Linked DNA regions of Homo sapiens: regions 2, 3, 4 and 5 are each linked to region 1. A link is a loop called in an ENCODE intact Hi-C map of the cell type or tissue named here. Cell type or tissue: dorsolateral prefrontal cortex. All regions are shown on one strand. Each heading gives the region's core, and the rest is flanking DNA. Links, peaks and the distances in the headings are about the cores only.

The links. A loop is a pair of places that touch in the nucleus more often than their neighbours do. Peaks named below come from ENCODE experiments on the same cell type or tissue, not always from the same donor. Only the 100,000 strongest peaks of a DNase experiment are listed, where the experiment ranks them.
Region 2: a loop joins it to region 1, with 5 times the contacts of the local background. A loop is called at or near these places in 48 of 110 quality-filtered maps.
Region 3: a loop joins it to region 1, with 9 times the contacts of the local background. A loop is called at or near these places in 82 of 110 quality-filtered maps.
Region 4: it touches region 1 in a loop (2.9-fold over the local background); 23 of 110 quality-filtered maps call a loop at or near these places.
Region 5: it touches region 1 in a loop (2.6-fold over the local background); 17 of 110 quality-filtered maps call a loop at or near these places.

Annotation. Positions count from the first base shown.
Region 1 is chr6:155,246,252-155,252,302 of GRCh38, reverse strand. TIAM2 (TIAM Rac1 associated GEF 2) reads right to left here. Exons shown (of 27, transcript NM_012454.4): 20 at 4,124-4,303; 21 at 2,334-2,452; 22 at 1,282-1,390; 23 at 300-358. It also overlaps a transcript of TFB1M not described here. Among named protein-coding and RNA genes, the nearest start is that of CLDN20, 15 kb to the left of the region's middle. RefSeq lists an enhancer at 4,273-4,968. In dorsolateral prefrontal cortex, for the core only: CTCF peaks have their summits at 3,521 and 3,724 (motif pointing right); a DNase peak (open chromatin) is centred at 3,732; H3K27ac peaks cover 2,853 bases.
Region 2 is chr6:154,925,206-154,931,256 of GRCh38, reverse strand. No RefSeq gene overlaps it. Among named protein-coding and RNA genes, the nearest start is that of TIAM2, 67 kb to the left of the region's middle. In dorsolateral prefrontal cortex, for the core only: CTCF peaks have their summits at 2,534 and 2,739 (motif pointing left); a DNase peak (open chromatin) is centred at 2,696.
Region 3 is chr6:155,174,814-155,180,864 of GRCh38, reverse strand. TIAM2 (TIAM Rac1 associated GEF 2) reads right to left here. Exons shown (of 27, transcript NM_012454.4): 10 at 3,888-4,049; 11 at 1,722-1,826; 12 at 1,409-1,487. Among named protein-coding and RNA genes, the nearest start is that of CLDN20, 86 kb to the left of the region's middle. RefSeq lists silencers at 2,649-2,851, 4,204-4,333 and an enhancer at 5,827-5,886. In dorsolateral prefrontal cortex, for the core only: CTCF peaks have their summits at 3,094 and 3,302 (motif pointing left); no DNase peak of the experiment used is centred there; H3K27ac peaks cover 14 bases.
Region 4 is chr6:154,864,989-154,871,039 of GRCh38, reverse strand. No RefSeq gene overlaps it. Among named protein-coding and RNA genes, the nearest start is that of MIR1273C, 15 kb to the right of the region's middle. In dorsolateral prefrontal cortex, for the core only: CTCF peaks have their summits at 2,597 and 2,804 (motif pointing left); no DNase peak of the experiment used is centred there.
Region 5 is chr6:154,673,134-154,679,184 of GRCh38, reverse strand. No RefSeq gene overlaps it. Among named protein-coding and RNA genes, the nearest start is that of SCAF8, 57 kb to the left of the region's middle. In dorsolateral prefrontal cortex, for the core only: CTCF peaks have their summits at 3,226 and 3,426 (motif pointing left); a DNase peak (open chromatin) is centred at 3,434.

The DNA.
Region 1 (6,051 bases), core at 679-5,678:
GCAGGGTTTCACCATGTTGGCCAGGCTGGTCTCAAATTCCTGGGCTCAAGCCTCAGCCTCCCAAAGTGCTGAGATTACAGGCATGAGCCACCGTGCCCAGCTGTATATCTTCTTTTAAAACAGACATCTTTCATGGGGAGACTCAGAAACGCTCTCAGTATGTGATGGGGTTAGTTACCCTCAGAGTAAGCAGTATCAGTCAGCCCAGCCTTGGTGCTCAGTGGGCTTTTCAGTTCAACGTTAATAGGAAGATACAGCTATGAAAAGGTAGCTTAAATTAAAATGAATTTTTGCCTTACCAATTTCTTTTTCAGTTTGCAGTTTTCTTTATAAACCAGTATGACGGCTCTCTTAAAAACTAAAGAAAGGAAAAGAGAAAGAAAGTCTTTATTTTATGCAAACTCTTCCAAGGTTAAACTAGAGCTGAACGTCTTAACAGAGTAACACTCTCCAAACGTATGAGTCTCTAAGACCTCACTCTGCCAACATGAGTGAATAAATGGTACTTCCCTTTCGCTCATATTTGAACTATGCAGAAGCACCTGCTTATTTAAAAGCTACTATTAGAAGTTGATCTTGGCTTTTTTAAACTCTTTGTTTTATTGAAAGCTGAGGACACTGTGTTCATCTCAGTGACAATATACTGTCACTTGTTCTCCCAACTCTCAGAATTAAAACATTTGAAATACAGCAGACTATTAAGATAGCAGGTTTCTGGCCAGGCACGGTGGCTAATGCCTGTAATCCCAGCACTCCAGGAGGCTGAGGCAGGTGGATCACCTGAGGTCAGGAGTTCGAGACCAGTCTGGCCAGCATGGTGAAACCCCATCTCTACTAAAAATACAAAAATCAGCCGGGCGTGGTGGCGAGCACCTGTAATCCCAGCTACTCAGGAGGCTTAGGCAGGGGAATAGCTTGAACCTGGGAGGTGGAGGTTGCAGTGAGCAGAGATCACACCATTGCACTCCAGCCTGGGCAACAAGAGCAAAACCTCGTCTCAGAAAAAGAAAAAGAAAAAGATAGCAGGTTTCAAAATAGCCGCAGGGATCTGTTCCTGTAACACTTGGCCTGAGCCAAGCAGCAGAAGGGAGAACAAGATAATGAGGATGCAGAGCGATGCCGGAGTTTCAAATAGTTGGGGGCTGGCCCTGTTAAGTCCCCAACCATTATAGCAATTCTGACTCCTGGAGCTCAGGAGTGAGCTGGACTGGTGCGGCTAGTGAAGTTCTTCCGTAATCCCAGCCTCTGTTCAGTCTGCATTCTTCTGAATGGAATACTAACCAAATACTGTGAGCTCAAGGTCCTTTCTAGCTTTTCCTAGAGACAGAAATGGATTCAACCAGGAAACCGTAGAGTGCATCAGAAGCTCTCCCATCGAAAGTTCTGTTACCTAGATTGTAAAAACAGGAGGTAAGGAAGATACGGAAATCCCAGGCTAGATGATCTCTTGTTAGATAGTGATGTACACACAGTCATTGCTAAAATGCAAGCACAGCTGGTTTAATTTTTATGATACCTGTAAACATGGGGCCTTAAACGGTGGAGCTTTTGAAAATATGAGTTAAGCACCCAAGTGTCTGATGAATAACATAAAGGTGAAGGCATTTTGCTCCAGTGCACGCACATGTAGGTGAGACATGCCTTGTGACCAACTCAGTTTCCATAAGATGAACTCTACCAGTGTCCGTGGTTCTTCCAGAGTGCCTTTTGTAAGCTTTCCCCTGGGATCTAGTACATCCATCACCTCTGAGCTCCATTCGGGCTGCTGATAAAAGAGCACCAGCATTGAAACTGGCCAGAGTGAAGGACTGATCTCCAGTCCTTTCCTGTTCCTGCCATTTTCTCCCTAAACTATGCTACTTCCTGCATGCTGGCTTGAGAAGCACAAGATTCTAAATTAAGCAATCAGATAAAAAGGAAAAATACAGAAAATGTCAAATCCTGCTTGGACTAGTTTTATAAGTAAGCAGGTAACCACCAATATTTGATGTTAAAAAAAAAAAAAAAAAAAGGCAAAATCAAAAAGGAAAAGCCCCAGACTCCACATGCCAGTTCCCATGTCCTTTCTCCACCCCACCCTCTGCCAGCTCTCACCCTCCATGGATGTTCCAGACAATGTGAACGTGACATAAGGTTATATTTTAAACCAGTGTAATGAATTTTATGATATGTCTATATGTAAATTGTGTAGTTCATTAGACACATTGTTATCAAGAAAAATCTTAGGCATTTTCTCCTCCAGGAAAGTCCTAACAGGGCAGCCTATCTAGAAGGTCACCTACAGACCCCACACCACATGCACTAGGCTCCCAGGGTGCAGATGTCTCACGGACCTCCTTCTCTGTTCCGCTCTGCTCAGCTACTAGCTGGTCAAACACGGTCCCATAATCCTCATAGATCTTCTGCATCTCATTGATGTGGCTCGCTACTTTCTCCATTGCCTTTAGTGCTTCTGCAAGATATGAAATCATATTTATTTCATAACTGTTATTTGTTTTAGATTCTATCCAACAGTAATAATGAATGGAGTCAAGATTCAACTCAGGATTCCAGACCAGTACCCACTAGCAGGAGCATTACATTCAGAATAAGTCACAACAGCCCACTGTAGCCCAGCCCTTAGAATGAAGAACAGCAAAATTATCTCCTACTTCAAATTCTTTTTGAAATGAGACAGAGTATCAGTGAAAAGTATCACTAATAACAACAACTGACATTTCTGGAGCACTTTCTACTTAGCAAGGATCACGACAGGTGATTTCTGTGAATCATCTCATTTAGTGCCCGCAATAACTCAAAGACTAAACCATCCCATTTTACAGATGAGAAAAGTGAGTGCAGGATATTCTGCCAGAGTTCCAGAGAGGAAAACACAAGAATGGAGCCAGGCTTCAAACCCAAGCCTGACTGGGCTTAGGGCACCAGCTCTCGAGTTTGGCTTGCCCTTCTGGGAACCCGGATCTAGGTTTAAATGGAACTTAAAAACACCCCAGTACATGACTGACTGACAGAACAATTGTTTGCATTTATATATGGTATATGTTCATAACTTTCCGCGAGGGAATATGAGAGATACATTATTTTATAAAAGCCAAAAAGCAAAATTTTAGGTCACTTCTAAATTCAGTATTCTTTATACTTTTTTTTCTCCCAATTCAGCATTTTAATTCTAACTGGAGGGAAGTTTGGAAGGAAGTTTTTTAAATCAAACCCTTCTAAAGATCATCTTAATACAAAATGAAGTTTTTACATAGTATGAATGCTGAACATAATTTGTATTATTTACTTATAGAAGTTAACTGTCATACAAAAATGCTTTCCTCTTGTTGATTTTGATACCAAAGTATGCTTGTCATGGAAAAAAAGCCAGTTTAATTTACGCTCTTCTCAGTATTTATTATTCAGTAATACTAAAGTGTTAATAAGCCTCTCTCTCCCCATAAATTTTATCACCTATGGTTTAATTGGACCTCCTAGTTTCAACATATGAACAAATCACTATCTCCAACCCAAATAAAGCCCCTCTTTAAGGATCCTCTATTTACTATCAAACTGCAAGGCTTTGTGTTTTTGATAAATTGTGTCTCAGGCCAGTAATTTCAGAGGTTCAAACAGTAACACACCAGTAGCGACTTGAAAGCATAACCCATCATTGGGAGTTTGGTTTTGAAGCCGAGCTCTGCTCAGAGATCTCCACAAGGTGGAGCCTCACCCAACAAATCTGACCAGCAGCTCGGGCAGCGAACCCCACAAAACTTAACCAAGTGGTAGGAAAATAGGCCTGATTTTCAGTTCCAGCGGCACTGTTTCACAGCCACGTGACCTGAGGTAATTTACTTATTTTGAGAGTGAAGACAGAATCATCCCTGCATAGGAGGAGTATGGCGCTACCCGGATGAGATCATTTCTACCCAAGTATTTTGTAAGCTCTAAAGGAGTGCCCAGACGCCTAGCTAGTTTCACATATTCACGTGAAACCTAAGATTAACCATCGCAGAACTGAAAAGTGACTTAGGACGTGCCACTAGGCGGGGAAGAGGTGAGCTGTCAGGCCCAGGGCACGGCTGGCAGCCCCTCGCCGCCCTGTGCAGGCCCTCGCCCGGAGGTGCCGCCGCCGCCTCACCCGTCAGGTGGTAGTGCTCCTCGCTCTCCTGGTCCGTCAGGGACACCAGCTCCTTGAGCAGCAGCGGGTACTTGAGCACTCTCTGAACCGGCTTGATGAGGTAGGACTCCAGCGTGGAGGAATGCTGCTTGGTGGGGTTCCGGGCGTCCAGAAAAGCCTTGAAGGCTTTGTCAGTTTTAGCTACAAGCAGATGGATAAAAGACCTCAGAAGAGCACAGTGGGGTGAATTAAATTCTTCATTTCTCTTTTAACATTTATAGATCATCTATTTCTATAGTCCTCCTAATGCCATTCTTTAATGAAAACCCCAACACATCAGTGGGTCAGGCACCCAGCTGTCAGCGTGGGATTCCGCCTCACAGCCCTGACAGAGCCCTGGAGTGCTGGGAGCTTCCGAGGATGGAATGCAGGCTGCGCCCCAAAGACTAACACTGACTCAAAATGCAGGAATGTCTGACTTTAAAGACACATTTCATGCATACCCATGAGAAATATTGTTATAGGTGGCCTAAAAAGTGAGTTTCAAACAATTCATTAAAAGCCATGAAGCGTGGCCAGGTGCGGTGGCTCACGCCCGTAATCCCAGCACTTTGGGAGGCTGAGGCGGGCAGATCACCTGAGGTCACGAGTTCGAGACCAGCCTGGCCAACATGGTGAAACCCGTCTCTACTAAAAATACAAAAATTCGCCGGGCGTGGTGGTGGGCGCCTCTAATCCCAGCTACTCAGGAGGCTGAGGGAGGAGAATCACCTGAACTCCTGAGGTGGAGGGTGCAGTGAGCCAAGATCGCGCCACTGCACTCCAGCCTAGGCAACAAAGTGAGACTCCATCTCAAAAAAAACAACATCAAAAAAGCCATTAAGCAATGTTATCCAGACCCTACACCATACCCACAAAAATTTCATAAAGGAAAATAAACCAGTGTTTTTCCCACTGGCCTCACTCTAGTTGTTGCTTATTTGTATTCTGTACACTTAAGGGTTATCTGGAAAGCAGTGTCTTTTCTCCTGTAAAGTAAGGTGACAGGCACCACAGCCTGCAGCCTACAGCCTTCACTCCACAGCTCCAAGCAGATTCACCTTTCGCATACCTAGAGCCACAGCTCCCTTCCAACAGGCATGGCAGTAGGACCCTCTCTGGCAGTGAAAACTGCCCCTTTGTCTGAGTGCCATGAAGGGTGTGTGTAGGAATCCAGGTGCATTTGGTTTGGGTACCAGCGGATACACCAGTGCTACTTGGATTCCACCAGTTGGCACTGGATGCCCAGTTGCTTGGAATGCAGCTACTCTGAAGGAAGATACACCCTTATTTGGGATTGTGTTGTAAGATCAAAATCTACAACATTCTAGGAGATGCAATACCATTTTGAATGTGATTACCAGGCCAAGTAGGTGGTGACAGGACCCCTCTTCTTTATGACAAAGGAGGAATGGAGCAAGCCATTGGTATGCTTTCACTGTACTGCACTGACTGTCAATATGTATTGACAAGTACATTGGTATGCTTTCACTGTACTACAGACTGTCAATACAAAGGTGCTTGTGGGCCAGGCGTGGTGGCTCATGCCTATAATCCCAGCACTTTGGGAGGCCTAGATAGGAGGATCACTTGAGGCCAGGAGCTTGAGACCAGCCTGGGCAACACAGTGAGACCCATTTCTACGAACATTTTTACATTTTTAAAATTAATTAATTAAATTTAATTAAAAAGAGGGTGTTTGTGGGAGGAAATGGCAACAGAGTTCAGCAACTGTCTAAAGCAACTGGAGAAGATGGATTTGGGCTGGGTCTTGCTCATTTGAAGCACTCTAAGACCCCACTTTTTAAATGTGGGGCTTTTCTTCTGGGATATCATGACGTTCTGGATTAAAATCCAATGGCAGAGCTGCATCCGTGGACATGAATGAGCACTAAGGGCGTCAGGATAAA
Region 2 (6,051 bases), core at 700-5,699, 320 kb after region 1:
GGGTGGATCACTTGAGGTCAGGAGTTTGAGACCAGCCTGGCCAACACGATGAAACCCCAACCCTACTAAAAATATCAAAATTAAAAGAGAAAAAAAAAATTAGCCTGGCGTGGCGGCACATGTCTGTAATCCTAGCTACTTGGGAGGCTGAGGCAGGAGAATGGCTTGTATCCAGGAGGTGGAGGTTGCAGTGAGCCGAGATCATCCCACTGTACTTCAGCCTGGGCGACAGAGAGAGACCCTGTCTCAAAAAAAAAAGGAATTGCTCTGAGACCAGTCCAGACAGTGCTGCCTCCATCACCACGCATGGCTTAACTGACACAGAAACACAAGATGCTTTCACCTAAACAAGGCCTCTGTGTTACCCAGACAGAGCGTTCACAATGTGGGAAGCCCCCATTTTCTCAGCCCCGGAAATCTGTTAAATCCTATCAATGCAGGAAATTGAAAAATTCTCTTCTCAGGAGATGGTTAGGCTGAGAACTGATAAGTGGTGCGGTGAGGGGAATCTGCCTGGAGCTAGGAGGATGAGGCTGGTCCTTGTGTTTCCATAATCCTATTAAGCAGTCCTAGCCGAATTTAATCTGGTCCTGAAGTGGATGGCTGGAAGATAATAGGTCTTGGACTTTAAGTGTCACTTAACTATATAGGTAAAACTCTAATCTCTGCGCTCAAGGGCCCATCAGTGTAATCAAACTGAGGACTCTCAGAGGAACCTGCTTCCCCGGCAGCCTGGGGTTGTAGCAAACGGTAGTTACAAAGTGCTCCTTGGAGATAGGTGCCTTATTTGAGTGGAAGCAATTTACTCTGTTCACTAGAAACTCATCCTGTCTAGACGACAGGGTTGATCTCAAGTGTTGGAGTAAAGAGGAAATCCTCCATAACTTGCTTGCCAAGGTAAAGACTCAGGTTCACCCTTGGAGTAACTGTAATCAATCTCAAGACGTCCTCTGGGTAACAAAGGATGCTGAGACAGCTGCTTCTTCATTAGCCAGGAACACGAAGTAGAAACCATCGTGAGCAGAGTACCCATTAGCTGACTGCAGCTCAGCCCCCACCATGGATGGCCAATTTAGATGAATAAATGTGCTTTTGTCTAGTTGTTCTATCAATTACTAACAGAGGGATGTTAAAATCGCCAACTGTGATGGTGGATTTATCTATTACTCCTGTAAATTCTGTCAATCTTTTGTTTTCTTTCCTTTTTTTTTTTTTTTTTTTTTTTTAAGACAGGCTCTCACTCTGTTGCCCAGGCTGGAGTGCAGTGGCACAGTCATAGATCACTACAGCCTCAACCTCCTGGGCTCAAGAGATCCTCCTGCCCCAGCCTTCTGAACAGCTGGGACTACCGGAGCGTGTTGCCACGCCCAGCTAGTTTTTAGTTTTTTGTAGCAACAGGGTCTCACTATGTTGCCCAGGCTGATCTTAAACTCCTAGGCTTAAGCGATCCTCCCGCCTTGACTTCTCAAAGTGCAGGGATTATAGATGCGAACCATGGTGCCTGGCCTGTCAATATTTCTTCACGTATTTTAAGCTCTATTACTGGACATACACAGTTTTATGCCTTATATGTTCCTGGACAATTGTCCCTTTTACCTCTGGTAATATCATCCTGAAGTCTATTTTATTGTATATTAATATGGCCATTCGAGCTTTCTAAAACATACTGTTTGTGTGACATATTCCATCTTTTTTCTTTCAACTTATCTGTATTTATATTTAAAGGCAGCATAGAGTTGGGTTTTTATTTCTGCAGCCTAACAATTTCTGTCTTTAAATTGGACCGTTTGGTCAATTTATATTTAATGTTAACTACTGATGTGATTGCATTTAAGTCTGCTGCTCGAATTTATTTTTAGTTTCTCTCATCTGTTTTTTAAATTCCTCTGCTCCTTTCTTACCTTCTTCTGGATTAATTAAACATTATTTAGAATTCCATTCTTATTTCCCTATTGCCTTTTAGCTGTGCCTCTTTGTATTTTTTTTAGAAGAGTTAATATGATATTTATTTATTTATTTTTTAGAGATGGAGTTTCGCTCTTGTCGCCCAGGCTGGAGTGCAATAGAGTGATCTCAGCTCACTGCAACCTCCGCATCCCAGGTTCAAGCGATTCTCCTACCTTCAGCCTCCCAAGTAGCTGGGATTACAGGCGTGCACCACCACACCCAGCTAATTTTTGTATTATTAGTAGACACGGGGTTTCACCATGTTGGCTAAGCTGGTCTTGAACTCCTGACTTCAGGTGATCCACCCACCTCGGCCTCTCAAAGTGCTGGGATTACAGGCATGAGCCACCTCACCTGGCCCTAATATGATTTTTAAAAGAACAAAAACAAATACCCTAATACCATCTGCCTCAGGATATCAAATCAATATATTAAATGATGTAATTGGTTATCTAGAAGAGCTGAGAATTCTCCCACCGTCACTCCTACCAAGTCCTTAAAAATAGAGAAAAGCAATTCTTCTAGCCCTTCTATGATTCTATACAGGAAAAGAATTGAGAGGTTTTTCTTTAATCTTTATAAAAATTGAAATCCCTGAAACTTCACAACTTCCATCCTAAAGACTCAGATTTCTGCACTTCTGTTATGTTTCCTCATGGCTCTTCCATGAATTTCCTCTGTACTCATGCAGGATTGCAATGCAGTCTCTGAAAATACTCTCCAAAATCAAGTGTCAGGCCCGGAGAGAACTAAACAACTCTACGGCTTGCAAGGAGCGCCCTCTTGAGGTAGCCTTTATACAAATGTTGAAATCTGTATGCTTTGGCTGAATTCACACTTCCAGCATGGCAGGGTAATAAAATCAATCAATCCAGAAGATACACCAGCTAAATTACGGATGTAAATATCTTCTTATTAGAAGTGAGTTCTAACTCCTGAAAGTCAAGATACTCTCTAGCAGAAAAAAAGCAAAAGCAAAAACAAAAAACAAAACAGTGCTTCACTAAATGTATTCCTTAAATATAAAGTAATACAAAGCTAGAAATACACTAACAATCAGAAATATAATATGATTCCAGCATTCTGGTGCTCCTGTTCATTTTTGATATTGTTCCTTATCTTGAACACGAAAAGGTAAGCTTTCTCCAGGGAGACAGCTGGTGGGTGTGGATGTGTCACACAGTGGTCAAGAGAAAGACTCCTGATCAGAGGCACCAGAGCTTCGAGACTGATTCTGACACTTCCCAGTTTGCGTGAACCTGGGGAAGGTTTTTGTTTGTTTGTTTTGAGAGTGCAGTGGCACAATCATAGCTCATTGCAGCCTTGACCTCCTGGGCTCAAGTGATCCTCCCACCTCAGCCTCCCAAGTAGCTGGGACCACAGGCACACACAACCACACTAGGCTAATTTTTCAGTATTTTTGTGTGGAGATGGAGGTTTCCGCCATATTGCCCAGGCTGGTCTCGAACTCCTGGGCTCAAGTGATTCACCTGCCTAGGCCTCCCAAAGTGCTGGGATTACAGGTATAAGCCACCACGCCTGGCCTTGGGGGAAGTTTTTTAATCCCCTTAAGCCATGTGCAAAATTAGGGTGATAAGAGAATCTACTTCAGAGGGTTGTGAAGAGAATTAATAAAATGCACACAGAGCCTGGAGCACAGGACCCAGTGCAGAGGGAGCCTTTGTGCGTGCTGGTGCTACTGATACTATCTATGCTTGTAAGACTCTAATGGGGCCAGGCGCGGTGGCTCACACCTGTAATCCCGGCTCTTTGGGAGGCCGAGCCGGCAGATCACGAGATCAAGAGTTCGAGATCAGCCTGGTCAACACAGTAAACCCTTTTCTCTAGCAAGAACACAAAAATTAGCTAGGCATGGGGTGGCGCACCTGTAATCCCAGCTACTCGGGAGGCTGAGGCAGGAGAATCGCTTGAACCCAGGAGGCAGAGGTTGCAGTGAGCTGAGATTGCACCACTGCACTCCAGCCTGGGCAACAGAGCAAGACTCCGTCTCGGGAAAGAAAAAAAAAAAAGACTCTAATGAAGAGCAGGACACCAATAAAAAGAACAAAAAACACTAAATCTGCTCCTTGTGTCCCTGATTATTACACTCTTTCAACTTTAGAAAAAAAATTCATTTTTTTCTTTTTTTTTTTTAAACCATCATTCAGGACGTTGTATGCTAACTTAAAACAACAGCAAATTTAAGGTGTTGTGCATATGACACTTGAACAAGCACAGTCCAGAGGATGAGTTGATTAAGTCACTTGCCCGATTTTCATGGTTCAGCCAAAGCTACCCGCACAGTTCCAATGCCCGCTCTCCGCCCTAAGCTATGGTGAGGCTGCCTGTCTGACTTGATGCTGGAAATGTGGAAGGACCATGTTCTGTTGAGATTGGTGATCTTGTTCCAAACTTCCCCTAACTACCAGCCTGGCATCAGAACAGAGGTCATGCTTACACCTTTGAACCTGCAGCCCCCGAGGTAATGCTGTTGCAAACCTCTCTGGTCAGCTCTGAGTCTTCTATTTGTTTTTGTTTGTTTGATTACTTGTTGGGCTTAGGTCTCCACCTCTGCCCAGAACACTGAAACGGCAAACAAAGCTGGGAAACTGGCAGGAAAGTCTGCAAGACTTGAACGATATTGGAGAAACACGAAGGAACAAGAGGCAGAGAGCTAATGACCTTGTTTTCCAACAGATGCAATGGTGCTGTTAGGAAAACACCCAAAAGGAAGCACCCACGTGGGAGGATGGAGATTATGACAAGACCGGAGAAAGTCATGGAAGGTCAAACACCATCGGGCAGTCAGGAGTTGTCTGGAAGTTCCAGCAGGGCACGGCAGAAACAACTTTGCCCAGCACCCTGTGCACTTGGGCAGGGCAGGCCCGGGGGAGAGCTCAGGGCCACCACTGATGCTTCTTCCCCAAGTGTGAGCTGGGGAACATCAAGTCACACAGAGCCGTAGGACAAACCCCAAGCATCCTCCCATAGCCTCGATTTTATTTAAAAATTCCTAGGAGGTGCGGTCGGAGAGTTAAGTAGTTTGATATAGCACAAATCATGACTTGTATATTAAAACAAACCTATAGGTAGGAATAAAGGGTAAAGTTCATACATAGTTTTATGGCCACACAGGGGTTTGTGATAAAACAGGCTATTTCATGCTTTTGGCAAATCTCTGCTGTGCCCTTGGCCCAGAGGACAGGGGATTTGTTTTTCTCCTTTGCCAGTAAGAGTAACTGGGTGGGGGCTGGGTGCAGTGGCTCACGCCCGTAATCCCAACACTTTGAGATACAGAGGGAGACCCTGTACCTACAAAAAATTTTAAAACTTAGCCAGGCACCAGGCATGGTGGCACGCACCTGTGGTCCTAGCTGAGGTGGAAGGATCGCCTGAGCTCAGGAGTTTGAAGCTGCCGTGAGCTATGACCTAGCCACTGCACTCCAGCCTGGGTGACAGAGCGAGCCCCTATCTCAAAAAAGGAAGAGAATAGAAGAGAAGAGAAGAGAAGAGAAGAGAAGAGAAGAGAAGAGAAGAGAAGAGAAGAGAAGAGAAGAGAAGAGAAAAAAGAAAAGAAAAGAAAAGAAAAAGAGAAGAGTACCTGGGTGGGGAAAAAGTCAGAACTGCTGCTCTAAAACATCAGAAAGCCCCCCATCTTAGCTGTGTGGTTTTGTGAAACCTCTTTGAGGCTTACCTATTGACCATTCCAAGTGCTTCTGTATCCCGAACCCAGTTCAACTGACTAACCATTACAGCAGTAACATTAACCGTGTTACAGTGATGCAGAGCCAGAATTGCCCAGGCATGGGCAAAGGGAAAAGTTTAACCTCCTGACTGTTCCCACTACAAGCCTGGCAGACCCGCTGCCATGGCATCACCTGGGACTAGTTAGAAAGGCCACAGAGGCTCGCGCCACCCCAGATCGGGGAACAGACTTGAGCACTGCTTGCTGTCCCCTGGCCAGTCAACTCGCATTAAAGCTTTATCTTTTCTTATCATCCGGTACCATCACATTGGCTTCTGTGCGAGAAGCAAGCTCCGTGCTGGGTAACCCTTCTGACATGCAAGTCTTCACCTAGGTAGCAGGGATGCTTGGGGGACATG
Region 3 (6,051 bases), core at 357-5,356, 71 kb after region 1:
GGCTGAGGTGGGCGGATCACTTGAGTCCAGGAGTTCAAGAGCAGCCTGGCCAACATGGTGAAACCCCGTCTCTACTAAAAATACAAAAATTAGCCAGGTGTGGTGGCAAGCACGGTGCCTGTAATCCCAGCTACTTGGGAGGCTGAGGCAGGGAGAATTGCTTGAACCCAGGAGGCGGAGGTTGCAGTGAGCCGAGATCATGCCACTGCACTCCAGCCTGGGTGACAGAGCAAGACTATGTCTCAAAAAAAATAAAAAATAAAAAAATAACATGGGGGTCAGAAAAGATTATACAAATTTTTAAAAAACGAAGGCATCCTAAAAAGGACATTTTAACATATTATAAACTTTATTATTAGTTTGAATCATTTTAAGGAAAAAATCATGTATCGATATATTTAACAAGGTAAGAAACAGTGTTTCTATGGAGGTATTTACCAATCATTATCTAATCATTCAGTGTTTCTATGGAAGTATTTACCAATCATTATCTAATCAAGGAGAAATGTAGGAAATGATGCTATGAAGTGACTTCAGAAGTACTGACCCTTAACTGTTTTTTTGTTTTGTTTTGTTTTGAGACGGAGTTTCGCTCTTGTCGCCCAGGCTAGAGTACAGTGGTGCAATCTTGGCTTACGGCTCACTGCAACCTCTGCCTCCCAGGTTCAAGCGATTCTCCTGCCTCAGCCTCCCGAGTAGCTGGGATTACAGGCATGTACCACCATGCTTGGCTAATTTTGTATTTTTAGTAGAGAGGGGGTTTCTCCATGTTGGTCAGGCTGGTCTCGAACTCCCGACCTCAGGTGATCTGCCCGCCTTGGCCTCCCAAAGTGCTGGGATTACAGGCATGAGCCACGGCGCCCAGCTGACCCTCAACTGTTAAACTCAGGGAAGAAAGAAGGAAGTAAAGCTAAAGCAATCAGACACGGCTTCTTCAAGAAAGACCTTGAGTTAGTTCTTGAAGGACAGCAGGATTCATGTCACCAGAGAGGAGGGATGGGGGAAGAAAGAGGAAAGAAGGGGAGCATTCCAGGTGGGAAGAGAAAACTAAGAGCAAAGACACTAGAGATGAAAGCAACTGTCATATGAATCATGAGTTGGTCTGCTCAGAGCAGCACCAGCACACAGTACATTCATTGTGTTATTAATCTATATTTTCAAATTCCCATCAATTTTATATTCATTCCATTTAATTACTTTGGCATTTCCCTCTAATACTAATACCTATCTGTGTCACCTGCTAATATCAATAAATAGAAATGAAGGAAGAGAAAGGAAGTTCAGAAACTACTGTCATATATTCTGAAAATGTGAATGTAAGGGGAAAAAATTAAGTCCAAAGATGCTGGGGCAAAGTAGGCAAAGATGAACAACACAATTCCCTGAAAGGGGCATTCCTTACACTCACCAAAGTCACACACACTCCCAGTCTTCGTGAGCTGCACGTCATAAACATTTAGTGGAAAGACTTCTATTTCATCATAAACCTGCAAAAGGTGAAAACAACAAAATCAGAGGATCTCATGTTATGATACCTCAAAAAATTACTTTGACACTATTTTTCATAAAACAAGAAAGCTGTTAAGATACCGTTTATATAGAGACTGTTTCCAAACTAGACGCCAAATTTAAACAGAATTTTCCCCAAAAATGACATTTTTCAAAATCAAAGGGCCATAGATGTGGTTCAGTTTCCCTTCCTAAAGCTAGTGCACACTTACCTGTTGTTGCATATATTCATATGGTGCAGGGATGCAATACTCAACATTGTCATCTACTAATTTTCGAAGCTGTAGGCCATAATGGCTGGGTTCCAACTGCCTCATCTATAAAGAAAAAGACAGTTATTCAGATTTTAAATGCTCTTTCTAAATCCATCATTGGTTAGCAGGCTTATTAAAAATCAAAGTAGAAATCTCTAAAAGAATACTGCATATAATTTGCTGAATTTAAACCTATATAAGAGCTCGAATTTAAATACTTGTATGCAGGCCAGGGGCAGCGGCTCACACCTGTAATCCCAGCACTTTGGGAGGCCAAGGCGGGTGGATCACTTGAGGTCAGGAGTTGGAGACCAGCCTAGCCAATACAGCAAAACATCGACTATAGTAAAAATACAAAAATTAGCCAGGTGTAGTGGCACACACCTATAATACTAGCTACTCGGGAGGCTGAGGCAGGAGAATCGATTGAACCCAGGAGGTGGAGGTTGCAGTGAGCTGAGGTAGCACCACTGCACTCCAGTCTGGGTGATAACAGCAAGACTCCAACTCAAATAAATAAATAAATAAATAAATACTTGTATGCAAAAAAGTAAAGGAGGACAATTATTTTTAAGAAGGTTTTCGCTGAACAATATTGCTTATGATTAAAGGCAAGAGATGCATTTTTAAGAGATTACGGTAGAACATATCTGACAGTAAAATAAATCTTATCAGCTCAGCAAATGCCATCTCTTTAGTTAGGTTAAGCCTAACCTTGTTTCTCATTACTAAAGTACAGAAATTTGTAAAATGTTAACAAATCTACAGACTTAAGAATGTCCTACTCCAAAAACTTTCAAAACGAAAATGTGTACGCACACACACTCATATTTTCTCTCGCATGCATATTTTCAACAGTGAGAAATTTATCTCAGGCCTATGCTCTAACTGGGTCAAATTGACCCACTACATCTTTTTTTTTTTTTTTTTTTTTTTAATTTGAGACGGAGTCTTGCTCTGTCGCCCAGGCTGGGGTGCAGTGGAGCCATCTCGGCTTAAGGCAAGCTCCACCTCCCAGGTTGACGCCATTCTCCTGCCTCTGCCTCCCGAGTAGCTGGGACTACAGGCGCCCGCCACCACACCCAGCTAATTTTTTGTATTTTTAGTAGAGACGGGGTTTCACCGTGTTAGCCAGGATGGTCTCGATCTCCTGACCTCCTCGGCCTCCCCAAGTGCTGGGATTACAGGCATGAGCCACTGCTCCCAGCTGACCCACTACTTCTGATACCCTTTATTACTCAGAAAATTATCAGTTTAATGGAGGATATCATTGGTATAGAACATTGTTGGTTTTCTGAATAAAAACGTTACATATGGGAGCAAAAGGAAATTAAGTTCCTAAGGATATAAACTACATATAAATGTAGAGAATCCTAATGTTTCAAGTCAAAGTGAAAAAGGGGGACTAAAATTAAACATTTTTCACATTTATTAAGTGCACATGATTAAGTGTTGCCAAACTCTATATGCCTTTTTCACCATTTCAACATAGTTGATTGTATTTTCTCTGGAAACTTAAAACTATTTAAGCTCTACTGCACCACCTGGTGGTCTAAAAGCTTCTGATCTGATGTTGCTGAATATATTCTCTCTCAGAGGGCTCTCTTTAAGACTTACCATAAACTCCCTTCTCAGATCAGGAATGAAACCCAGTTTGAAAAATGAATAAAACATCATCTTATATTAATCTCCATAAAGCAACTGTGAATATATCAAGTTTCGTGTTTAATCTGGAGAAATCCGATAAAACTATTTAGGATTAAATTAAATTACCTCAAAGTTTATGCCGCCTTCTTATAACACACCATCTCTAAGTAACTTAAATAGCAACGGATTTCATAATTATTCTAGATATCAAAGTATACATAGAATTTCAGTAGATTAGCTCAGGTTCTTCATGGAAGTGTGGGATCATGACCTAATAACTCATTCTTCTAAAGAGATCAAGGAATAGAATGCAAATTAATGAATATGCTAATAAATATATTAACTAATAAATATGCTAATATGTTCCCTGGCATGGAAACTGGGCCCTTGAATATCACATGAATTTAGAAGGCATAAGATTGCAACATTAATGATTATTTCTATTCAGAAATATATTTCTGCAGCAAAATCCGTTACCTTGCATGCCAAAGTCAAAATATCTTCTACTCTGTGCTCTGGCTTGATCCCTACAGTAACTCCGTGATTGTCCTGAAAGTGGACATAAGTCTGGATTTCCCATGCATTGTCTCGGGGAACACCGTCTACTGTTGAACCATATATATGCAGAAGTTCATCGACCTGTTTGTAGATGCCAAAAGAAAATGCAGACAAATTTGATTAACAAATGAAGGAAACCACCGGCCAAATGTCCTGTTCATTTACGGAGTATTTAGAGTAAACGCTCACACGCTTCACATCACTGGCTTCTCACAGCCCTCTGAGGCTGACAACGTTTCCTCACTCATTTTATCAGATGAAACTGCAGCCATGGGAAGCAGAGTGAAAGTTAGTGACTGCCTGTCCTGTGTTCTTTCCACTGTGTCAATTGACCGCTTATGCCAAGTTAGAACACCACAATCCGGCTGGGAACGGTGGCTCACGCCTGTAATCCCAGCACTTTGGGAGGCCAAGGCGGGTGGATCACCTGAGGTCAGGAGTTCGAGACCAGCCTGGCCAACATGGTGAAACAGCGTCTCTACTAAAAATACAAAAATTAGCCAGGTGTGCTGACGTGCGCCTGTAGTCCCAGCTACTTGGGAAGCTGAGGCAGAAGAATCGCTTGAACCTGGGAGGCAGAGGTTGCAGTGAGCCAAGATCATGCCACTGCACTCCAGCCTGGGCAACAGAGTAAGAGTCTGTCTCAAAAAATAAAAAAAGAACACCGCAATCCATGTAAGGGCTGCTGAGTATCCACGCTTACTGCTCTGGGATCATGGTTGAGAAGGGCCACTGTGAAGCCTGCATCTCAGCCATAATCCCTCTCTGACCTCCCACTGAATTCCAGACACACCTTGTCCATGGTCACTGACATCTGCCTGCCATCCTGACTCTGAACTGCACTTAATCCAGCACAAGCTTTCTCTTCTAAGACTATCTGTGTTTTTGTCTTTGTTTCTTCTTTTTAATTTTAGCCTGACTCATCACTGACAGAAATCTATTTGTTCCTTAAAATTAACCCATAGTCCTGGGAAATCTTTTCTCTATCCTTCAGCTATCTCACACATAGACACTGTTGGAAAATCATCTCAAAGAATACCACCTTCAGGAAGCCTTTCCCAAAAAAGTGTAGTGTGCCAACTACATCATCACAACAATTGCTGACTTCATGCTAATACGTCCTTTTGTAATTCATAACAAAAATAGCATACATTTCTTAAGCGATGTAGACATGTTTCTCTCTGGGTAGGTTCTTATATTCACATAGCAGTAAAGAAAAGATTTGGGGCTTCGAAATCAAAAGTCACAGACTCTACCAGCAAAGTGTGGCCTAGGACAAGATTTACCTTGCTACGTACGATTCAGCTCCTGTTTTGTAAAAGAGGATATTATTAATATAATTCATATTGAAAAAATTACTTGTTACTTAAGTTTTTGTGAGCAAAAGAGGTCACTTATGTGAAACACCTTACATACCAGAAAATGTCACCTGTAGATTCAATACTATCACATTATTATATATCATTCATCATACTTTAAAGTTATCATTAATGGGTGATTTTACTTTGAATTCCATGCATTTTTAAATACAAAGTAAAAGATCCTCCTATGCAGGATTTAAAAACTAGAAGAGACATCGTAAAGAAATTTAAAAGAAGAAAGCAAGGGAAAAATCTGTCTCTCTGTGCCATCTTTTTGAAAACATGGTGCTCAATTTTGAAGTGACATTTCTGGATTTGTCTTGGATCTGTCGCTTTCAGTACATTTTTCTGGAAGGATGATCACAGCCAGAATGCACATCCCCACACGTGCCAATGCCAAAGGAAAAGACAGGACCAGATGCAAGGAGCCAGGGATGCCAGGAACCAGCCCGGACACTCTCTGCTAAAGGCTCTTGTCTTACACAGGCACATTTTTTTCCCTGGTTCATTCTCTCGGGTACTTTTCATCTGGGCAGTGATTTCAACCCGGTGCTTAGCAACAAACAGATGCTGCCTTAAAGGTGCAGGCCCCACCTCTGAAACCAGGCTTGTTGAGAAGCAAACTAAAACCCAGCAGAGGTCACTGTGGAGTAAGAAACATCACAAAGAACAAGGCCCGGAGGAAGTCACAGGCTCCCACTGAGGGTGACAGAGCAATTAAT
Region 4 (6,051 bases), core at 370-5,369, 380 kb after region 1:
GGTGGATCACCTGAGGTTAGGAGTTTGAGACCAGCCTGGCCAACATGACAAAACCCCATCTCTACTAAAAATACAAAAATTAGCCGGGCATGGTGGCACATGCCTGAATCCCAGCTACTCGGGAGGCTGAGACAGAATTGTTTGAAGCCAGGAGGCGGAGGCTGCAGTAAGCCGAGATCGCGCCACTGCACTCCAGCTGGGCAACAGAGCAAGACTCCATCTTTAAAAAAATAAAAAAATCTGAGCACGGATTTTTGGGTATTATGGTAATACGGCATATAATTTCAAGGAATACCATGGTCAACCTTATTAACACCCTTGGCCTAAGAAATATATGGCTCTTAAGTTAATCAGAAAGTTGGTGTAGTTCATGGCCTTCCATCTAGTCTAGGGAAACCTGACCATCCCTAAAGAAAGGCCAGATGTTTATGAGACATCACATTTGGGTAATTTTTCTGCCAGTTCACCTACCTATAATAGATGATAGCAAGTTGGAACCAAAATGTCTCACTACAGTTGGTTTATCCCACCTACATAGAGGCAGTGACTATGTAGATAATTGCTTAGGGATACGGGGTTTAAAAGTATATAGTGAACATAAAAATTTTAGCTAGTATCAGTCTCACCTTTCAAGACCAAATTTATACCTACAAAAATGTGTCTATATATTTCTGTGCCAGATATTGGTTTCCCTCACTACGAATTGGTATGTGGGTAATAAACTTTGATTACATAGAATTTGAAAGTTAAGCCAGGCATGGTGGCTCACGCCTGTAATCCTAGCACTCTGGGAGGCAGGGGCGGGCGGACTGTCTGAGCTCAGGAGTTCGAGACCAGCCTGGGCAACATGGCGAAGCCCTGTCTCTACTAAAAAAATACAAAAAAATTAGCCAGGCACGGTGGCGCACGGCTGTAGTCCCAGCTACTCAGGAGGATGAGGCACAATAATCGCTTGAACCTGGGAGGCGGAGGTTGTAAGCTGGAGCGCACTGCACTCCAGCTTGGGTGACAGAGCAAGACTCTGTCCCCCCACCACCCCCACCAAAAAAAAAAAAAAAAAGAAAGTTAATAAAGTTAATAGAGAGTCCAAATACGAATAATCAAATTACTGCTTTAAAATTTTTAATGGGTCTGTTGAAGACAAATGCACAAATGCCTTATAAATGACCTAACAGATTTCTAATGTGAAAAAATACTATAAAAATTGGAATGCTATAGAGAAATACTGAAAAAAATACTGTATTTTGTGACTTTCACTGAAACTAGGACATTTAATTGCAAAAAAAGCATCAATATGAGTCACTAAAAACAGCAACTAAAAATGTGATTATGTACTCCACAGAAAAAATTCCAGATTTAAAAAAAAAACTCATTGTACAAGAATGAGCACAGGAAGAGCTTTAAATAAAAAAAAGTAGAGAAAATTTAAATCATTAAAGATTCTATACACATCTGGTTCCTTGACATAGATGTTATTCATTAAGAGTTAGTGAAAACACAGAATATACTCTGTTTTGATCCTCAGAGAGCAGTCAATAGAGTGAGGTTTAAGAATTCAGCTACCATATCCCAGCATGAGTTCTATTTAGGAAAAAAATGGGTATGCAATTATAGCAGATTGAGTATTTACTACATTCTATGTACTATTCTAAGTACTTTACCTATATAACTCAATGACTGCATACCACAATGCTATGAGGCAGGTACTAGTATCAAGCCCATTTTACAGATGTCGAAACAGGTGCAGAAAGGATAACTATAAGATAACCTCATGACTACTAAGTGGCAGAGTCATAACTCAAATCCAGGCACTCTCTCCAGGACCCATGTTGCTAACCACTGCAATGTGCCCTCTGCACTGAAGATGAGAGTGTTAGAGCTGAAGGGAACCATGAAAGCACCTACATTGTATTCTCCTTCTGTAAACTGAGGCCCAATCACATTGGTCTATGATTCCCCGCTGCTTGCTCCATTCACGACATTCCTTTATCACCTTTTACAGCCACCTTCACAGGAACTTGGGTCATTGCACAAGGCTGATTGGAGATTTACACATTTGTTTTGACTATCTGGTAAGGGCACCATTGCAGTTTTATAACAAACCAGCATTTTGTTCAGTTCTCACATACTCCTCTGTTATCAGAAACCTCTGTGGCGATAATCATATAAAACAATATTCTACGAATATTTTGTTGGACACTCAGAGAATCAAACACTATGTAGCATGGACACTATAATACTGTAAACGTCTAAACAGTTTTAATAAGTAAAATCTCATTCTTAAATGGACGACAGTACTGAAAAGAATACCTTTGAAACAATTTTGGATTTGCAAATTAAATGTTAAGAATAGATGAAAAAGTCTCCAACCCCATCTCAGATGCTGAATCTGATGAATGTTAAAGTTCTTTCAAACTCTGAAACTGAGAGTTTGAATGGCTGCTTCTGTGAAATCATAGTTTCTGGTGCTTTGGCTGATTCACCTAAGTATACTATGAGACAGTGTGCCGGGGCTCTACTTAACCTCATCAGAATACGCTTCCATTATGTGGACAGACAGTAACAGGTGACTCTCAGGTGATAGATAACAGGCAAGTGATTTTGTTAAGAGGTGAGGTGGGAGTGGGGTGGGAATTTGGTTACGTTCCCAGAAATATCAATGATTGTTATTAGTTATAACATTCTAGGATAACTAGCTCATGTTATTAGTTATAACATTCTAGGATAACTAGCTCATCCCTAGAAGCAAGCACTGGGTTTCCTTTTATAGGTGCACAGTGACCTCTACTGGTACAAGTATAGAATCCCGAAGTGCAATTTGCTCCGTAAGTGATTTTCGGAGGCACAACTAAGAATATTTATTCTTTGAAAAGGACACCAAAAAGAAAAGATACAATTTTAAAAATACTTACTTTTTGAAACCTTTTATAATTTTCAATTAATGAGATCTCCTCCTCTACCAGAATTAGACATTTCAATTAAAGTTGTCCATACACATAATATCACAGAATGCAAAGAACTAAACAGTACTTTAATTTAAAAATCCTGCTGCTAAGTGTTATGGTGTCAAAAGTGCTATAAAATATAATTATTTTGGAATAACTCCAATTTACCCAAAAAGTACCAAAGACACCAATTATAGAAGAATTATAGCGTATATTTAAAATTTGCAAAATGCTTTGAAACTTTGCATTGTTGAATGCTAAGTAGCTCACCTTCCCACAGATATTTTGCTTCCTTGATTTTAAAACAATTAAAGTATTGGTTTTCTCTCTTAAATCCCAAAGGCTATCAGAAATAAACTGTAGGTAGGTTTATTACATTTAAAGAAACTTCCAATAGGCAAGTTTTACCTGCATGTGAAACAATGCCAAGTGAGATGCTGACGTCAAAGACAGCCTCCATATATGTCATTATTTGTCATGCACATCAAAATACTGTACAAGAGTTCAAAGGAAAATCAGTTTTTAAAAACCCATGGCAATATTTTTAATTATTGTAGGCTGAAATTATTTCCTTCAAACTGTATTTCCGTAACTTTCCACTGCAGAAAATGAAGTAGAAAAGAATTTAAAATGATACTTTTCAGTGATGAACACTCAAACCAAATTTCATTCCAAGAGCGGGAGAATACAGCATCCTTAATCTTGCCCATTTTGTTTGTTTTAACAAAGTATAATAAAAATAGCTGTGAACTAGTGAGTTAGCCAGTTTTTGCCCAGAATACATGTAACAGAGTTCCTTTTCAAGAAATTATTCATTGCTTAGTAAGAGTAATGAATTGGGAAAAATGAAGACATTTTTATTTAACTTTGATAACTAGGACTTGCATATGTGTATGGCACATCTCACTATTTCTGTTTATTAATTAATCAGCCCATATTTGCTGTACTACATGCAAGGCACTGCTGGGGATACAAGGGTGACAAGGCATAGTCCTTGCTCCTAAGGAACCAGCACTTAGGGAAAATATGACTGCTATACAAGTAACTATAAGAACATATTTTATTTCATTATTTTATTTTGAGATGGAGTCTTGCTCTGGCACCCAGGCAGGAGGGCAGTGGCGCGATCTCGGCTCACCGCAACCTCTGCCTCCCAGGTTCAAGCGATTCTCGTACCTCAGCCTCCCGGGTAGCTGGGATTACAGGCGTGCACCATCATGCCCAGCTAATTTTTGTATTTTTAGTAGAGACAGGGTTTCGCCACGTTGGCCAGGCTGGTCTCGAACTCCTGACCTCAGGTGATCTGCCCACCTTGGCCTCCCAAAGTGCTGGGATTACAGGCATAAGCCACCGCGCCCAGCCTATAAGGACATATTTTAAATAATTCGCCCTTAAAAGATGGAGTTTTTACTAAAAAATGATCTAAACTTTTCATACAACTCCCTACTGCCTCCCTCCCCTACCCCTGCCCCACATAATAATATCTGTAGCCACCTTGTGGGGCCCTGCTTCTGCAGACCTGTAAATGTCTTCTCTTTCCTTTCATATTTTGGGCATCAGATGGGGAAAATTATGCTTCTGGCTCAAGGAATATCCGTATTAACCACTGTTAAAGCAATTGCTGGGCCAGGCATAGTGGCTCATGTCTGTAATCTCAGCAATTTGGGAGGCCAAGGTGGGAGGATCGCCTGGGCCCAGGAGTTTGAGACCAGCCCAGGCAATATAGCAGGACCTCCCCTCTACAAATAATTTTTAAAATCAGCTGGGTATGGTGGTTCCTTTCTGTGGTCCCAGCTACTCAGGAGGCTGAGGCAAGAGAATTGCGTGAGCTCAGGCAGTCAAAGCTGCAGTGAGCTGAGATCATGCCACTGCACTCCAGACCCTGTCTCAACCCCCTACCCCGGCCCCGCCAAAAAAAACAACCCACAATTGCCACCACACAACTCCTACTCAAATAATCATATCAGTAAAATATGTCCTAGGATCACATAGTGAATAGACACATACTAACAGCTTTCAGTAGTGAAAGGTGAAGAGAAAGAGTGAAGCCTCATGGTGAATCCATCAGGGCCTGGCCTCTGTTTTGTACTCTCTACTCTCAGCCTACAGGATAATGCTTTACTCACATAAGGATAACACAGGACACTACAAAAGCAATTTTCTAAAAGTTAACTCTAATTCCCTGAAAACATTCATGGGTTTTAAAATTATAAACATTAAATCACAGCCGGGCATGGTGGCTCACACCTGTAATCCCAGCACTTTGGGAGGCCGAGGTGGGTGGATCACTTGAGGTCAGGAGTTCGAGACCAGCCTGGCCAACATGGCAAAACCCCCTCTCTACTAAAAACACAAAATTAGCCAGGTGTGATGGTGGGCACCTGTAATCCCAGCTACCTGAGAAGCTGAGGCAGGAGAATTGCTTGAACCCAGGAGACAGAGGTTGCAGTGAGCCAAGATTACGCCACTGCAATCCAGCCTGGTTGACAAGAGTAAAACTCTATCTCAAAACAAAACAAAACATTACATCAAGAAATTCCATGTGACTACTGAATCCCTGAGAGTGCTCTAAAATAACATGTCTAAGAAAAGAAAAACATCCTTCCAAACTCTGTCAAGACTGGGTAGAACAGAGAGAACAGGAAACAGCTGAAATGCTCCTCAGTAGAGGACTGGAGCACCATGGGAAACTGCAGATACTGGGTACAACAGAAAAACAGGAAACGTGTTTCTCAGGAGAAAATTGGTTAACTAGGGCCAGGCACGGTGGCTCACACCTGTAATCCCAGTACTTTGGGAGGCCGAGGTGGGCGGATGACCTGAGGTCAGGAGTTCGAGACCAGCATGGCCAACATGGTGAAACCCCATCTCTACTAAAAAAAAAAAAAAAAATACAAAAATTAGCCGGGCATGGTGTCAGGCGCCTGTAATCCCAGCTACTCGGGAGGTTGACGCAGAAGAATCGCATGAACCTGGGAGGCAGAGGTTGCAGTGAGCCGAGATCACGCCATTGCACTCTAGCCTGGGAGACAAGAGCAAGGCTTCATCTCAAAAAAAAAAAAAAAGAAAGAAAATTGGTTAAGTAAATTATGGTTAAGCAAATAGC
Region 5 (6,051 bases), core at 622-5,621, 570 kb after region 1:
AGAGGTATAATGATGGGAAATAGTTACATCTAAAGCCATAGCAGGGTCTTAGGAGGTGCTTTGAGGATACACTTGGATTTTACATCCTTCTAGATCTTCTCAGATCCTCTGTTCCGTGCAACAGACGTTACTAAATTCATACATGTCTGAGACAGTAACCCACGTGCTGGGGATGCAGAGACAATTAGTTCCTGTTGTCAAAGGGGTCACAATCCAACACAGTGGTCCCCAACCCTGGAGCATGCTACTTACCAGGGAAGATTTGAAACACGAATAACGGAAGCCACCTCAATAGCCTTTTTTTTTTTTTTTTGAGATGGAGTCTCGCTCTGTCACCCAGGCTGGAGTGCAGTGGCGCGATCTCAGCTCACTGCAACCTCCGCCTCCTGGGTTCAAGCAATTCTCCTGTCTCAGCCTCCTGAATAGCTGGGACTACAGGCATACGCCACCATGCCCGGCTAATTTTTGTATTTTTGGTAGAGTTGGGGTTTCACCATATTGGTCAGGCTGGTCTTGTACTCCTGACTGCAGGTGATCCACCTGCCTTCCTTCCCAAAGCGCTGGGATAACAGGTGTGAGCCACTGCACCCAGCCTCAACAATCTTTTAAAATAGGTCTTGGGTAGGGCCTGGACATCAGGTTTTTTTGTTGTTGTTGTTTGTTTGTTTTTAAATATCCCCAGTGATTCTGATATACAGTGAGGAACAACCTATCTAGTAGGTAAACTAATACAAAGTTAACATTTTATGGAGGACTGTTTTATGCCAGGCACTGTTCTGTTGTCATATTTTATATTATTTAATCATCCCAACAATCCAATAAGATAATATTGTTACTTTCTTTTCTTTTCTTTTCTTTTTTTTTTTGAGACAGGATCATTCTGTCACCCAGGCTGGAGTGCAGTGGTACGATCACATCTTGCTGCAGCCTCGACCTCCCAGGCTCAAGCAATCCTCCGGCCTCAGCCTCTCGAGTAGCTGGGACCACAGTCATACACCACCATGCCTGGCTAATTTTTAAACATTTTTGTGGAGATGTGGTCTCACTATGTTGCCCAGGCTGGTCTTGAACTCCTGGGCTCGAGTGGTCCTGCAGCCTCAGCCTCCCAAGGTGCTGGGATTACAGGCCTGAGCCACCACGCCTGGACCTGTTGCCTCCATTTTATGGATGAGGACACAAGGCAGGGTCAAGTTTAATGACGTACCTGAGACCACACAGCTAGTATGTGGAAGAACCAAGAATTAACGCCACCGTCTGCTGCTGGAGCCTGTGTTCTTAACCCCTAAGCCCACTGCAGCAAGTCACCTGCCTGACAATGACTTAATTGATAAACTCTTTAATAATGGCACTTTGTTCGCTTTTATTACTATGGGATAGATTTTTACAAATGATGGCAATTTGTAAAACATACTGAGGGGTGAGACGTTGGAGCTGTTGATTCTGACCGTGGTTGAGGAGGTTGGAGAATATTTTACAGGGGAGGAACTATTTAAATTTAACGTTAGGCCAGGCATGGTGACTCATGCCTGTAATCCCAGCACTTTGGGAGGCCAAGGAGGGGTGGATCACTTGAGACCAGGAGTTCAAGACCAGCCTGGCCAACATGGCAAAAGCCTATCTCTACTAAAAACAGAAAAATTAACTGGGCATGGTGGTGTGTGCCTGTGATCCCAGCTACTGAGGAGGCTGAGGCAGGAGAATTGCTTGAACCCGGGAGACGGAGGTTGCAGTGAGCTGAGATCGAGCCACTGCACTCCAGCCTGGACGACTGAGCGAGACCCTGTCTCAAAAACAAAAACAACAACAACAACAAAATCAACAACAACAACAAAAACTTTAAATGATGAGTAGGATTTATAGGCAGAACAAGGAGTTAGAGAGAACAGTTCAAGGAGAAGGGAAGTCCTCTACAAAGGCATTCAGAAGATGTGCACAAACAAGTCCAGATATGTGTTCTGTCTCTTGGGTTGAGCTCTCTGGTTCCTTTAAATCTTTCTTCTATGAATGGTCTATTCTAAGTACCCCAGCCTGCCTAAAAAGTGGTTTTCCTTAGTGCTTTCACCTTTCTCGGTTTACATCTCAAGATATAAAAGTATATGTTAAAAAAGATATACTTTAAATGTATATATATCTTTAAAAAGACATACTTTTAAAACTAAAATGAGTAAAAATTTTTAAACTAAAGTCAGTAAAAATACAAGTAGAAGTACTTGTTGCTGGTCTCGGTCATCATTCAAGATGTGACTGTTGCTCTCAGTACTTGGCTCTGAGAAGCGCCACTTATTAACAGTCTCTACAGTGTTGATAAAGGGGGGTAGGTTTTACTTGCGGTAAAACAGAATCTTCAGGTCGAGCACGGTGGCTCACACCTGTAATCTTACCACCGAGGCAGAAGGATTGCCTGATCCCAGAAATTCGAGACCAGCCTGGGCAACATGGCGAGACTCCATCTCTATTAAAAAAACAAAAGGCAGAGTCTTCATAAGTGGAAATATAAGTTTTAATTATTCCAGCTAAATCATCACAGTAAAAAGATGTTAATATTTATCTCCATACTCATCCTTACCAGATAGCCTTGTGCTCTTGGAATGTCGTATTTGTGAAGTGAGCAAGCAGTATGTAGAATAGCATGAGATAGACCAGTCACCAAAGGTTGTTGATTTCTAGGAATGTCTCATGCTGGTTGCATCTGTGTGTGAACTGGGAAGTTGAGATCGCTTTCCACAGAAATTAAGCAAAATCCTGGAGGTAAGTTGTGGATAGGGATGCTGTAGACTCCCTGACAGCATAGGAACTAGAACTCTGAAGCAAGCCACTGGTGCCTAACAAATTCTTTATAAAGTTGTAGAGTGGATCCATGGGGGCTGACGTGGCCTCCAACGCCTAACATGGTTGAAAAGGCCATGGACTTGTGTTCTGGGTTCCTCTAGAATAACCAAGTCCTCACGTAACCTGGTGTGTATTGACCACCTCTCTTGACCGCTGATCTTGGGGAGCACCTTGCTGAGGGCCAATGGAAAATGCTGGAAGCCATGAGCCCTCCTTGTATCCCTGATCTTAGATGGGTCTATGGTTTTTGGTGGAAGCCATCCAGAAACAGCCTCAAAATCCAGTCTGAGTTTTCATTCCTGTCAATCAATCCTCTTATTTTTTTCCTTCACTACCTTATTTCTAGCAACACATCTTACTTATTCTGTTTTCCCAGAAGATGAGTTGTGTATGAGTTTTGGGTGGACTATCTTGACAACCAAATAGCGTTATATTTAAACGTTTGTGAAAATAATAAGCTTAGCATAACCTGCCTTGACAGATGTGGTATGCCTAGTGAAGTTGCTTAGCTATGGCTCAATCTCAGGATCTGTGGGACTCTAATGCCATCTGCTGGTCACACTGATGGCTGCTGCCATCACTTTCTTGGCCTACTCTGCTGTCTTACTCTATAAGACTAACAGGACCCCATAGTTAGGAGAGCGACCTCTAGCGAGCAGGCCTTGGCATTTTTCTTTTTAATTGAATTCATAAAGGCTTAGAATGCCATTTAGACAATTTGTAATGGTGGGGGGAGGTAAGAGTATAAATATTGAATGTATTCAAACCTGTCAATGATGTTCAACTCTTTTCACTGTGGATAAAGATCTTCTAGATGCAATAGAATTAGATTTTGGCGATTACATCCTATTTTATGGGTGTATCGTTTTGCATTCATGGGCTGTTTGATATTGAAATACTATATAATTTTAGTAGTAAGAGCACAGGATCTGGAGTCGAAGCAGGGTTAAAACAAAGGCTTTGTGGCCAGGCATGATGGCTCATGCTTGTAATCTCAACACTTTGGGAAGCTAAGGCAGGAGGATTGCTTGAACTCAGGAGTTGGAGGCCAGCCTGGCAAAATGGCGAAACCCCAACTCTACAAAAAGTACAAAAAAAAAAAAAAAATTAGCCAGGCATGGTGGTACACGCTTGTCGTCCCAGCTACTTAGGAGGCTGAGGTAGGAGAATTGCTTGAGCTCGGGAAGGCTGGGGCTGCAATGAGCCATGATCACACCATTGTACTCCAGCCTGGGTGACAGAGTGAGACCCTGTCTCAAACAACAACAACAATAGCAACAACAAAAACAACACAAATGCTTTGCCAATTACTAAGTTTTTGCTTTGAGCAGGTTACTTAACTTTTCTGTGCCTCAGTTTCCTTGGCTTAAAATGGAGATAAATGTACCTAAACCACAGAGATTAGAACAATACCCAGTGTGAAGTAAAACACTCAACAACTGTTAGCTATTTGATTTTATTTCTTTGAGATGGAGTCTCGCTCTGTCACCCAGGCTGGAGTGCAGTGATGCGATCTCGGCTCACTGCAGCCTCTGTCTCCCAGGTTCAAGCAATTCTCCCCGTCTCAGCCTCCCAAGTAGCTGGGATTACAGGCGCCCACCACCACACCTGGCTAATTTTTGTATTTTCAGTAGAGACGAGGGTTCACTGTGTTGGCCAGGCTGGTCTTGAACTCCTGACGTCAACTCCTGATCCACCCACCTTGGCCTCCCAAAGTGTGGGGATTACAGGCGTGAGCCACGGTGCCTAGCCCAGCTATTTTTATTAAAACAAAAATCTTGTAGTTTATATCATTCTGGGATAGGAGTAATCTCTGGACCATCTTTCTGGGCCATCTTTTTGTTGGAAGAAAGCTGAGGACAAATGACTCTTGTTCCAAGGATTGGGGAGAGGTTCTGCAAGATGGAGGATACAAACTTGTGCTTGTGTAATCTGGATGGAGAACCCACGGAGACAAAGGTATTCTAGGGGTGTGAATGGGGGTGGTTGTGGCTGTCTCAGAGGGTTTTGTGAGTAGAGATGTAGCCACAAGGATGGTGTTAGATTAATGAAGCGGGGGCAGTGGGAGGTGACAGAAAGCTCAGTGATAAAATCCCGTGTAGTCACTGGATATTGGCTGGGGCTGGAGGAGGCCTCCAGGCTGCTCCATGTGGTCCTTGAGTTGGGGACATGCTCTGCAAGTCCTCAGATATGGTCAACACCCTCTCTGAGCTGCCAGGAAGAATTAGGTATGTGCAAAGAACAAGATATTGAGCAACCCAGTGTGGGACAGGAGGCTACAGACACCGAAGCTGGTCACAGAACTTGATGAACCTTGCACAGTTATCATTTCTGCAAAGCTGGTGGAGTTGCTGTTATGGCCTCGGTGCAGCAGGAATGCAATGGTTTCTGTTGTCTGATGATAGAAATACAGGTTCCAGCTAAGGAAGTCAAACCAGAGTTGGGTTTTTGTGGAGAGATTTTTGATTCCTTTTTAATTTTTTTTCTTAAGGTAATAACAAAATTTAAACAACAAAAAATAGTATAAATAATAAAAACTATAGTCTTTCTTACGCTGTCCTTAAAGATAACCACTTTTAACTCATTCAGCTTTTTGTTCTTTCAGTTTTCTTCACAGGTCTAAGTACTGTGCTAAAATCACTATCTGTAAAGGCATCAATTTAAATAAATATTTACTGACTTTCTGCTCTGATACATGAGTTTTCAGCTCACTATTTTTGTGTCTGTCTTGTAGAGGGTATAGATGGGTAGTGTTGTTTGGCCTGCATGCTGTTGAAAAAACGTTTGAGCCAACATTTAAAGGATCAAGTTAAATAAAAAAATATAGATTTTCCTACTTCTCTTGAAAAATCCTCAAATATTTAAATGAGGTTTGCATTCTTTTATGGCAGCTGTTGACCTGAGCTGAATAACGACTGTCGGTCCCTCAGATTTCCAGTTTCCCCAGATGTCCCCACTCCTTACTGCTCTTTAGTGCTGAGGCTGAGTGTAAATTGACATTTCTCATCATTGGTCTCTTTCTTTTCTTTTTTTTTTTTTGAGATGGAGTCTTGGTCTGTCGCCAAGGCTGGAGTGCAGTGGCGCGATCTTGGCTCACTGCAACCTGCACCTCCCGGATTCGAGGAATTCTCTGCCTCAGCCTCCCGAGTAGCTGGGATTACAGGCGCCCGCCACCACGCCTGGCTAATTTTTTGTATTTTTAGTAGAGACGGGGTTTCACCA